3 separate regions of the Homo sapiens genome follow, and all the other regions are linked to region 1. A link is a contact called in ENCODE Hi-C or POLR2A ChIA-PET data. All regions are on one chromosome and are shown on one strand. The core of a region is the stretch at or near the end of the contact, and the rest is flanking DNA. Distances in the headings are between cores, read along the strand shown.

Region 1 (3,004 bases), core at 355-2,854:
GCAATTTTGCCTTAGTTTATTTAAACATTCTGCTGCTGGTCATTTAGGATAGTCCCCACTTGTTTCTATTTTAAAAGCAGTAAGATTGGTATAGGTCAAGCAGTCCTCTAGTGTCACAAAACTTTCCCTGGGCCAGCCTCACTCTTCATCACCAAGCACATAACCAGGGAAACCCAAAGGTAACACATTTGCTGTCACTGAACCGCCAGTCTACAAAACACTCACCTTTACGTAGTTCTTCTCTATCTTGAAGTGATATAGTTTGTTTCTCTTTCCCAGATTTATTCTTATGAACTTCATTTTTGGCTTCCGATCACTTGGCTTCCCTAATTTCCTAGGGTCATTATTAATTATTGTGCTCTGCCCAGGTGCTGATTCCTTCTCAATCTGCAATCATCTACGTATATTAAAGACAATTTTTCTTCTTCCTCCACCCTTCCTGCTCCACCCCTTAAATAGGGAAAGGGCTTGTCACAAAGGTTGGGGATACTCAGTGTATGTCTGAACTTGGGCACTGAAAGAGAGAGCGGGAATTACTCTAACACACAGTCCCCCCATCCATACCCTCCACACAACGGTCAACAGTTTACCTTTTCACCTGTGAGATGATGCAGACTGTTATTCAGAATTAGAAATAGTATTATAGATTATCCAGTCCAATTCCCTAACAGATGAGGAAAATGATGTGGCCAAGGTCGCTGAATGAATAAGTGGCAGAAACGAAACTGAATTCAGGTCTCCTAAAACCCACTACGTTTGGCTTGGGGAGTTCTGGATGAGAGCGTGGGACTTGGTGGTTTTTGTTATTCATTCAATAACTATATTAAGCATCTACATACTAGGTGCCAGGCACTATTTTAGGAGCTGGGGATTCCGTGATGGAGGGTGCAGGGGAGACAAAAATCTCTCCCCTTATGGAGCTTTCATTCTCAAAACTTAAGCACTTGGCCTCCCCATCTGGGACAAACTCCCAGAGACCTGCGTAGGAGCGGTAGGGTCTCATAAAGGAGGGAGTCCCATCCTTCCCCCGCTCCGGTGATTTCTATAGCTAGAGGGCTGATTTACTGCAGAAACCTCCGTAGCGCCCTCCTCCTGCCTCTGCACCGTCAGGCCCGGTGGGTCCGGCTCCAGAGCGCCACCGTGCCCCAGCTCAACTCTGGGATCATTAGCAACAGCCTCTCTACCCTCTCCGCTTTCCTGCGCATCGCTGGAGGACAGGGAGGCAGGACTCGACTTTAGCGCCATCCTCTGAGAAAGGAATGCGGGCTGGAAAAATCTTTCCAGGGCAGTCTCGCTGGGTCTCATACCCCGGCTAGGGGAGGGACGATCTCTCCCGGACTTGGAGGTTTCTGCAGCAGACGGCTCTCTCATACTTCCCTATTAAACATTGCGACCACACGCTCTTTCCAGCCTTGGCCGAAGCCACTGTAGCGTCCCCTCTCCTCCCCCCACCCCGCTAGTCCAGACTCCAGAGCCCCACTGCAGCTTCCAGCCATCCTCCCTTTTTCTTCGCCACTTCCTGGTTACCATGGAGACACACGTCATTTACGTGCCGTGCGTCGCCTTGGAAACAGAGGAGCATCCGCGACACCCCCGGGAGACCCACCCCAGCTGCTGCTGCCACACTCGCGGGCGCTGCCCGGTAATGGCCTGGGGGAGTCCCGAGTCCGACGCGCCGCTGGCCTCAGCCTGGACGCGGACCCCTCCGCGAGCGCGTCTGTGACCCACGGAACCGGCAGGCGCTCTCTGCTTGTGGCGCCCAGAGGGCGGCGCTGACACGGGCGCGATCCGGGAGGCGAGGCAGGGCAGGGCACTTTCGTCCCGGGGCGATCCCAAGAGACGCCGGCTCTGGGACCCTCGCCGGGTCCTCGTCCCGCAGCCTCTTCTCGGCCTCCCGCGATCCTGCCTGCGCCCTCTGCCCAGGACTCGTCTCTCACGTCGGCTCCCCGCCAGTCTCGGGAGCCTCCGCTTCCCTCGGCTCCCGCTAGCCCCTCCCGGGACCTCTCCCCCTCCACCCCCTCCCCCACCCCGGAGGCCGGGCTGGACGCGACCCAGAGCCTCCGCCACCCGCTTCTGCCACTCAATGGAGGACGGTCTGCTGGAGATCATGACCAAGGACGGCGGCGACATGCCGGCGCCCCTGGAGGTGTCCACCGTGCCGGCAGTGGGGGACGTGATCTCCGGGGAGTACAACGGCGGCATGAAGGAACTGATGGAGCACCTGAAAGCCCAGCTGCAAGCCCTGTTTGAGGACGTGAGGGCCATGAGGGGGGCCCTGGACGAGCAGGCCTCGCACATCCAGGTGCTCTCGGACGACGTGTGCGCCAACCAGCGAGCCATCGTCTCCATGTGCCAGATTATGACCACTGCGCCCCGCCAGGGCGGCTTGGGCGTGGTCGGCGGCAAGGGGAGCTTCCAGAGCGACCCCCAAGAGCCGGAGACTCCTTCGCCTGGGATCGGGGACAGCGGCTTGCTGGGTCGCGATCCCGAGGACGAGGAGGAAGAGGAAGAAGAGAAGGAGATGCCCAGCCCCGCCACACCCTCCAGTCACTGTGAGCGCCCCGAAAGCCCCTGTGCTGGTCTCCTTGGGGGGGACGGGCCACTTGTGGAGCCCCTCGACATGCCCGACATTACCCTGCTGCAACTGGAGGGCGAGGCCTCCCTGTGAGGGGACTCCGTGGGGCACTACCTTCCCGGGCTGTCTTTGGGTTTCCGAGTGCATGACGCGAGGGGGACTGAACGGCGCGGTGCGGCATGCTTCACTTGGACAGCTGCTCTTGTGGGTCAGGCAGAGAGAGACTCCCTCGAGGAAGGATTTGTAGGGTGAAGGACTTTGGGAGCATCGAGAATTCTTTCTGCCCAACTAAGCGAATTATAGCGAACTGCGGAAAGGTGAGGCTCCGGGAGAGGAAGCGCCCATCTCTGGACTCCCATCCATCCCTATCCTGTCCTTTCCCCCTTCCCAGACAACAGGAGAACCCGTGAATTGTGTAAATAAAATTCT
Region 2 (3,004 bases), core at 286-2,785, 630 kb after region 1:
GAAAGAGGGGGATACAAGGAATACTGCGTAACTGGGTGAGGGCACAAAAGTGGGCAGTGTCTGGGAACTTCCAATACAGAAGAATCCAGTATATGACCAAACCCCAGTTGGTGCTGGACTCAGGAGAGGAGACAGTCCCTTCAGCCACAGGGGCTGCAACAAAGTTGTTTGTCAAACCCAGCATGAGGAAGGTGCTGGGCAGGGCTGCTCTGGGCCACCCACAGTAGACAGACTAAAGATGTCAGTCTGAAGATGCAGCTCTTCTTTGTCTTGCCAAGATAACACCGATAAGTGACCCAGGTGGGAAGCCACTTGGTTTGGGTGGGCTTTCTCTCTCCCATGCACAGTGCTTTCTACCATAGATCTTACTAAGCCATGTCAGAGTTTTGGATTTCTGATTCTCCTCAAGCCAAGGAGGGATGAGCAGATTGCTGAACTCCCGGGTGTGAGAAATTGGGAAGGAAAAGGACTGAGCTCAGGGCCAAGAGCATGGGCACCAGGAGGCCTCCAAGTGTAACCCCTGTCTACGCACATCCTCCTCGTGGGGCACAAAGGTAGGCAGTCAAAAATCAAAGAAGGAATTTTGCTCAGGAGATGAAAAAAGGAAAGAGCTCAAATGGGTGGATCTTTGGGGAAAGTTTCCTCAAGATAAGGGCTGCGGCTCTCTTACCCCAAATCTCAATGCTCCTGTAAAGGAGACTGAGTGGTGCAGAGTGGTACAAGCCCTTCTGCTAAGGGGAGAATCTGGCCTTACCCTAGTGACTCCGAGGAGACTGGCCCTTTCCTCTCCCAACCCGAGTGTAGCCAGGATCCCACCCACAACTATCCCCCTACCTCCACCCTCTGGCTTCTTTCCCCTTCCCTTTAGGCTCACCTAAAACAGCCCCTTTCTGCCCCAGTTCCCACGGATGCCTTGGCACTGTCTGGCACAATCCTTGGCAGGGAAGTGGGGAAGGGAACCCCCATCCTGGCAGGACTAAGACAAAATCTATCCGTGCAACAGGTGTGGGGAGGCCTACCCAGCTCACGGAAAGTTCCCCCCTTCTCAAGGGTTGGGCAACACCGCCTTTGCCGCAGCGTCCCCGTACTGAGGGGGCCGGGCACCTGTTGGGGCAGGAGCTGCCGTCCTGTCATTAGCCTGGGGGCACCAAGCCCATTCCTCCCCGGGACCACTGCGGGGTTTGCTTTCGGAGCCTCCGGGACGCACGGGCCCAGACCCGCCCTGCTGTCGCCTGGGACCCCTCCCCCGTCTGCCGCTCGTTCCCGCGCCTCTTCTGTCTCCCACGGTCTCCCCATTTTCCTGTCCTCTCCGTCCTCCCTCTGCCTCTCTCTCTCCGGTTTCCTCGACACCTGCGCCCTCTCCAGTCTCCGCCCGGGTCGCGTCTCCCTCGCGGTCTCAGCGCCCCCTCCCTCCCCCGCCGCAGCCCTTTGTTTCCCGGCGGAGTAGTTCCTGGGTTGCCGAGCGTCTCTGTCTCCGCATCTCTCCTCGCCCCGCCTCCTCCCTGCCTGGATCCGCCCTGCCCGCAGCCTCTCCTCCCCTTCCTCCCCGCCGCCACGGCCCCGTAGGTGCTCGGGGACCCACCTTCCACCTAGCACGGGTTCGTTCCCCTCTCCCGGCCTGGCCCGGGCTCCCCGGTGGCCGCCGCCCCCTCGCCGCCCCCGCCTTCTCCCGGGGAGGGGGTCAGGTGGGCGGGCACTATTGTTGTAGGAGCCGGCGCCAGATTCCTCAGCCGCGCTCGGGGTGGGACCGGCTGGGTTTGGGGGGGTGGGGTGGGGGGAGCGGTGATCTGAGCTCCGAGCAGCTGGTCTTCGCGGCTCGCTCCCTCCTTCGCGCTCTCTCGCTCCCTGCCGCCGCCCGCAGGGCTGCGGGGCTCGGTGGCATCTCCCGGGCGCGGCCCGCAGTCCTTGCCCCTGCCTCCGGGCCGCTCCCGCCCCCGGCGCCGCTCGCTCCCCCGACCCGGACTCCCCCATGTATGACGACTCCTACGTGCCCGGGTTTGAGGACTCGGAGGCGGTGAGTGCCCACGATGAGGGTGGGGGCGGGGAAGTTGGGGTGACACCTCCTCTCCCTTCAACCCTTTCCCCGGTTCAGGACTTTGAAAAACGCCTCAGTGGCAGGGCAGGGTTTGTAGGGGGGCGCTCTAAGAACGTGGGGAGATGGATTTTCATGCCAAGCGTTCCCCAGCGACCCAGACTCAGACCCTGGGGCATCGGGTGTGTGCAGAGAGGGGGCAGTATAGGGGAAGGGCTCAAGCAGGTGGCTCCACGGCCCAGGAAAGAGGGGTGGGAGAAGGCAGGGCTGGAGGCCGAGGGCACAGAGGCTCTGGAGAGGGAACACGCCATGTCTGGAGTTCCAAATTCTGGATTTCTGGGGTCTGAACACAACAGCTAGGAGAGCCGCCGAGGTGGTTGGGGAGGCAGACATTCTAGACCTCTTGTGCCTCAAGCAAACGACACATCAGGGAGCTGAGAGGACATCAGGGAGCCAGGGGCCAACCTCTTCAGACAGACGGATCCTAAAACTTGAGGAGCTCCATTATTCCCTTCCACCCCCTCCATCTCTGCGCATTGCCTCATCTCCTCACCCTTTCTCTAGCCCAGTTTCTCTCCCAGGCTGAAACCTGGGCGCCCAGCACATGGGTAGGCCAGGTGACTGAGCCCCATCTATTCCACAGCCCCCTGCTGAGGCTTCCTCTGCAGCGGGCATCCTGAGCTCTTGCCCAGCATGGAGGGCCTGGAGGTGAGGCCAGAGGAGCTGAGGGCCTGGGGATGGAGAGGAAGCGCTTTGCTCAGAGAAACAGGCAACCGATAAATATTTAATTCTCCTCTTTGCTTTTATCTCCTGACCCACTGAGACAAATCAGCTCATTAAGCAGTGATTCCCGGAGCTCAGACAGCAGGGAGAGTGCCTGGAAAGATGGGGCAAGAATGCGGAGCAGCTTCTCAGCCCCTTGGAGCTGACAACTTTCCCTCAAATGTCCTGTAAGAAGGCCTCCTTAGGAGT
Region 3 (3,004 bases), core at 259-2,758, 610 kb after region 1:
CTATGAGCCCTGGGAGCACAGACCACCTCCCTCCTCCCCAGAGTCAGGCTCCTAAGCCTTGTGCCTCTACCTTCTCCTCCCCTGAGTGTTGGTCCATTTGCACTCTCACAGATCTGCTGTTCTTCATACCACCGGCTCCCACAGCCACAGCCATGTCCCATTCAGCCTGGCAGGCCCAGGCTCAGTGCCTCCCAGACCTCAAGTCCCTCCCAAACCCTGATCAGGCTGAGACCAGAGTTTGGAACCAGCCAAGGCCAAGGCCCAGCCCTAAGGATGGCTCTGCCCACTGCCTTGCCAAGCCTTCCTGGCCACCTCCTGTCTATCCCATCCCCAGGGCCCATCTGCCCCTGCCCTCCTTGGCAAAAGGAGGCTCCAGGGGATTAAAAACGACTTCAGAAAGTTCATGGTAAGAGGCACTGCCCAGGCGGGGCCCAGCAGTGCCAGCACCACCCACCATACTCGGACATGGGCCTCAATTCTTCAATTCTGGGCCTTTCCAGATGTAGAGGAGCCTACCCAGGGCCTGTATCTGTCGGTCCAGTGCCCGCTGCCGCCTTCTCCCATCCCCAGTCCTCACTCTCCCTAAAGATTACAGAGGGCTCCCACATCACCCTTTACTATGCAACCCCCACCAGGTCCCTCCAGCTCACAGGGGTAATCTGGTAAGGAGAGGATATGGGCAAAGAGGCTCCCACGCCTGATTCCACCTCTAGCCTTTCAGTCGAGCCCCAGAGTCTGCTTTGAATAAAGTCAGCTCCCCTGCCCACCCTGCGGCAGGCCTTGGGGGATGTGGGGAGCCGACCCCACCCCTTTCATTCCCAAGGTTTTGGGTGAGGGGAAGGAGAGGGACTCCCGCAGACAGAGGGCATCCCTCCCTCTGCCCAGGCCGGTTCCTCTCCCCTAAATGGAATCTCCCCCAAACTCGGAGACACCCCACAGCCCCGCAGCAAAAAACTCAGGCCAGCCCCTCCCCCAGTACGTGCCAGATCCTCCTGGCCTCCGGGCCAGCCTGGAACTCGCCCCGTGGAGGGAGGCAGGCGGCGGGCGACGGGGGTGGCGAGCGCCGGACCTAGGAGTCCTCGATCCCACTGCCTCCATGACTTCCCTTTGCCAACCCCAACTCCCTCGGGCAACACTGCCGAGACGACCCGTCCAAGGCTTCGGCGCCCCCACCCACAAACTCTTGTCGAGAGCCGCTCGGGTGCGTTCCAATCCTGGCGCACCGGGAGCCCGAGCGGCCACTTCCCCTAGCCCTCAGCGCGCTCACCTGCCGGCCCGGCTCCGCGCCTGCCCTGGGCCCCCGCCCCGCCGCCCCCGCGGGCTCCGGCCGGCCGGCCGGCCGTCCCGCGGTCCTCCGAGCCCGCGCGTCCTGGCCGTCCCGCCCGCCGTCCGCCGTCCGCCGTCCGCCCGGCCCTCGCCCCCTCCCGAGCTGTCCAGCGCAGCCGCCCTCTACCCCGGATCCAGAAGTCCCCTCCCCGCTGGCTCCCGGACTCCCCGCCTTAAAGGCACAAGCTCCTTTTGTCTGGGCATCCCCCTCCCCCTCCCCAGAAGTGGGGGCCGAGTTGCCCACTCCCCTTCCTAGCAGCGGGGTAGGGGCGGAGGAGGCCAAATAATGGGACCCCTCCCTCCGCGCGCCCCCTCCTCTCCTCCGGCCGCTTCCTCCCCCAGTCCTGGGAAGACAAGCAGCTACTGTTCTGGGATCAAGACCCCGCGGGGAGGGGACCTCGCAGCCCGGTCCCCTTCCCTTCACCCCGGCCGCCTCCTCCGGCATTCCTCTCCCGCCCTCACCCCGGGGGTCCCCGAGCGCGCCCGCAAACCCACCCCTCACGGCTACATCCCCCGCCCCGCCCACCGAGGGTCGCCTTCCTTCCTGTCAGGGTCCCAGGGGTTGGGCCGGCGCCCCGCGCCCACTCTTCATCCCCAATTCCTCCCTGCCCCTGCCCCAGCCCCAGCCCCCACCTAGCCATTCCCGCCCTGCCTGTCACGGCCCTGCGCCCTCCCGCGGGAACTCAGTTTAATAATTAATTAAGCTCTCATTCCACAAGGCGCCAGGTGTGTGCGGCCTGCTTGCCCGCACACCACTTCTTTCCTCTTCCCCCCAGTCTCTGGGGCAGCGGCCCCGAGGCGAACCTCGGGGCCCAGTGGAGGGACCCAGGGAAGGGGCACTCTCCCTGCCGCCCCCACAACCCCCCGCCCTACTCTCTGGGAGCCCCTCCCCCGCACCTGCCAACTTGCAGCCTCACCCCCAGGCATCTTTTACCCAAAGGGCTGTGCTTCTCTGCTGGGGGTTGGAGGGGCTACTGGGGTGCATTGCTAAGTGCACGAACTGAGAAACTGGGTCTTTAGTTATTTCCAGCACGGAGCAGCTGCCCAAGTTACCTGGGAGATGGGAAAATCGTGTGAAAGCTGGTTAACCCTTTGAGGATTAGAGTAATGGTGGAAGCAGAAAGGAGAAGGAGTTTCACTCCAGGATGTACGTAGGTGAGTGTGACTTTAGAGGGGGTGCCATTCTGGAGCTGGGAAGAAGGCAGCCTGCCTGGCTTCCTTTTGAGGCCCCCTCTCCATTCCCTCAGTCAGACCTCTAGCTCCTCCTTCCAATTCAGCCCTTCCCCAAGCAGCCTATTCCCCACCCAAGATCCCAAGACCTAGGTATCTGAAGATGCTTCCTCCTCAGGACCAGCCCTCCCTGCAGTCCTGTCCTTCAAGACTCAAGTCTTGTCCACTCCAAATCACCACTGGGATTCCTAAGTCCAGGACAGAGCTTCAGGCAAGGAAAAGAAGAGTTGGGAAAGCCAGTTTCCAACATTTATCAGCCACGTGTACCTGCAAACTATATACCTTGGGTAAATCATCAATCTCTTGAAATGGGAATAAAACCATCTGCCTTGTCTTTCTTACAGGGTTTTCAGAATCAGATAGAGAAATGTTTGTTATAATGTTTGAAAATGGGAAAGTGGTACTTTCTCATTTCTCAGTTGTGCAGGCCTGGCCTGCAATTTGATCT

Evidence for each region. Hi-C counts contacts between places; a loop is a spot of excess contacts on that map. ChIA-PET counts read pairs that join two places held with the same protein, here RNA polymerase II (POLR2A). Pooled maps may share reads with other maps.
Region 2: a pooled map shows a loop between it and region 1 (2.6-fold over the local background). The contact joins the promoter of CACNB3 here to the promoter of CCDC184 in region 1. A Hi-C loop is called at or near these places in 2 of 168 maps with a recorded cell type or tissue (IMR-90 and gastrocnemius medialis), 2 of 37 single-sample maps with no recorded cell type and 13 of 50 pooled maps. POLR2A ChIA-PET finds 5 or more read pairs at or near these places in 1 of 52 experiments (Panc1).
Region 3: a pooled map shows a loop between it and region 1 (2.4-fold over the local background). The contact joins the promoter of ADCY6-DT here to the promoter of CCDC184 in region 1. A Hi-C loop is called at or near these places in 10 of 50 pooled maps. POLR2A ChIA-PET finds 5 or more read pairs at or near these places in 3 of 52 experiments (Caco-2, PC-9 and Panc1).

Annotation. Positions count from the first base shown.
Region 1 is chr12:48,182,040-48,185,043 of GRCh38, forward strand. CCDC184 (coiled-coil domain containing 184) reads left to right here and starts at 1,605. Exons shown (of 1, transcript NM_001013635.4): 1 at 1,605-3,004. The coding sequence starts at 2,084. The coding sequence ends at 2,668.
Region 2 is chr12:48,816,961-48,819,964 of GRCh38, forward strand. CACNB3 (calcium voltage-gated channel auxiliary subunit beta 3) reads left to right here and starts at 1,536. Exons shown (of 13, transcript NM_000725.4): 1 at 1,536-2,014. The coding sequence starts at 1,970. RefSeq lists a silencer at 1,334-1,803.
Region 3 is chr12:48,787,639-48,790,642 of GRCh38, forward strand. ADCY6-DT (ADCY6 divergent transcript) reads left to right here and starts at 1,509. Exons shown (of 3, transcript NR_110019.1): 1 at 1,509-1,589; 2 at 2,347-2,481; 3 at 2,675-2,897. It overlaps ADCY6 (adenylate cyclase 6), which reads right to left and starts at 1,451. Exons shown (of 22, transcript NM_015270.5): 1 at 1,268-1,451. RefSeq lists an enhancer at 1-398.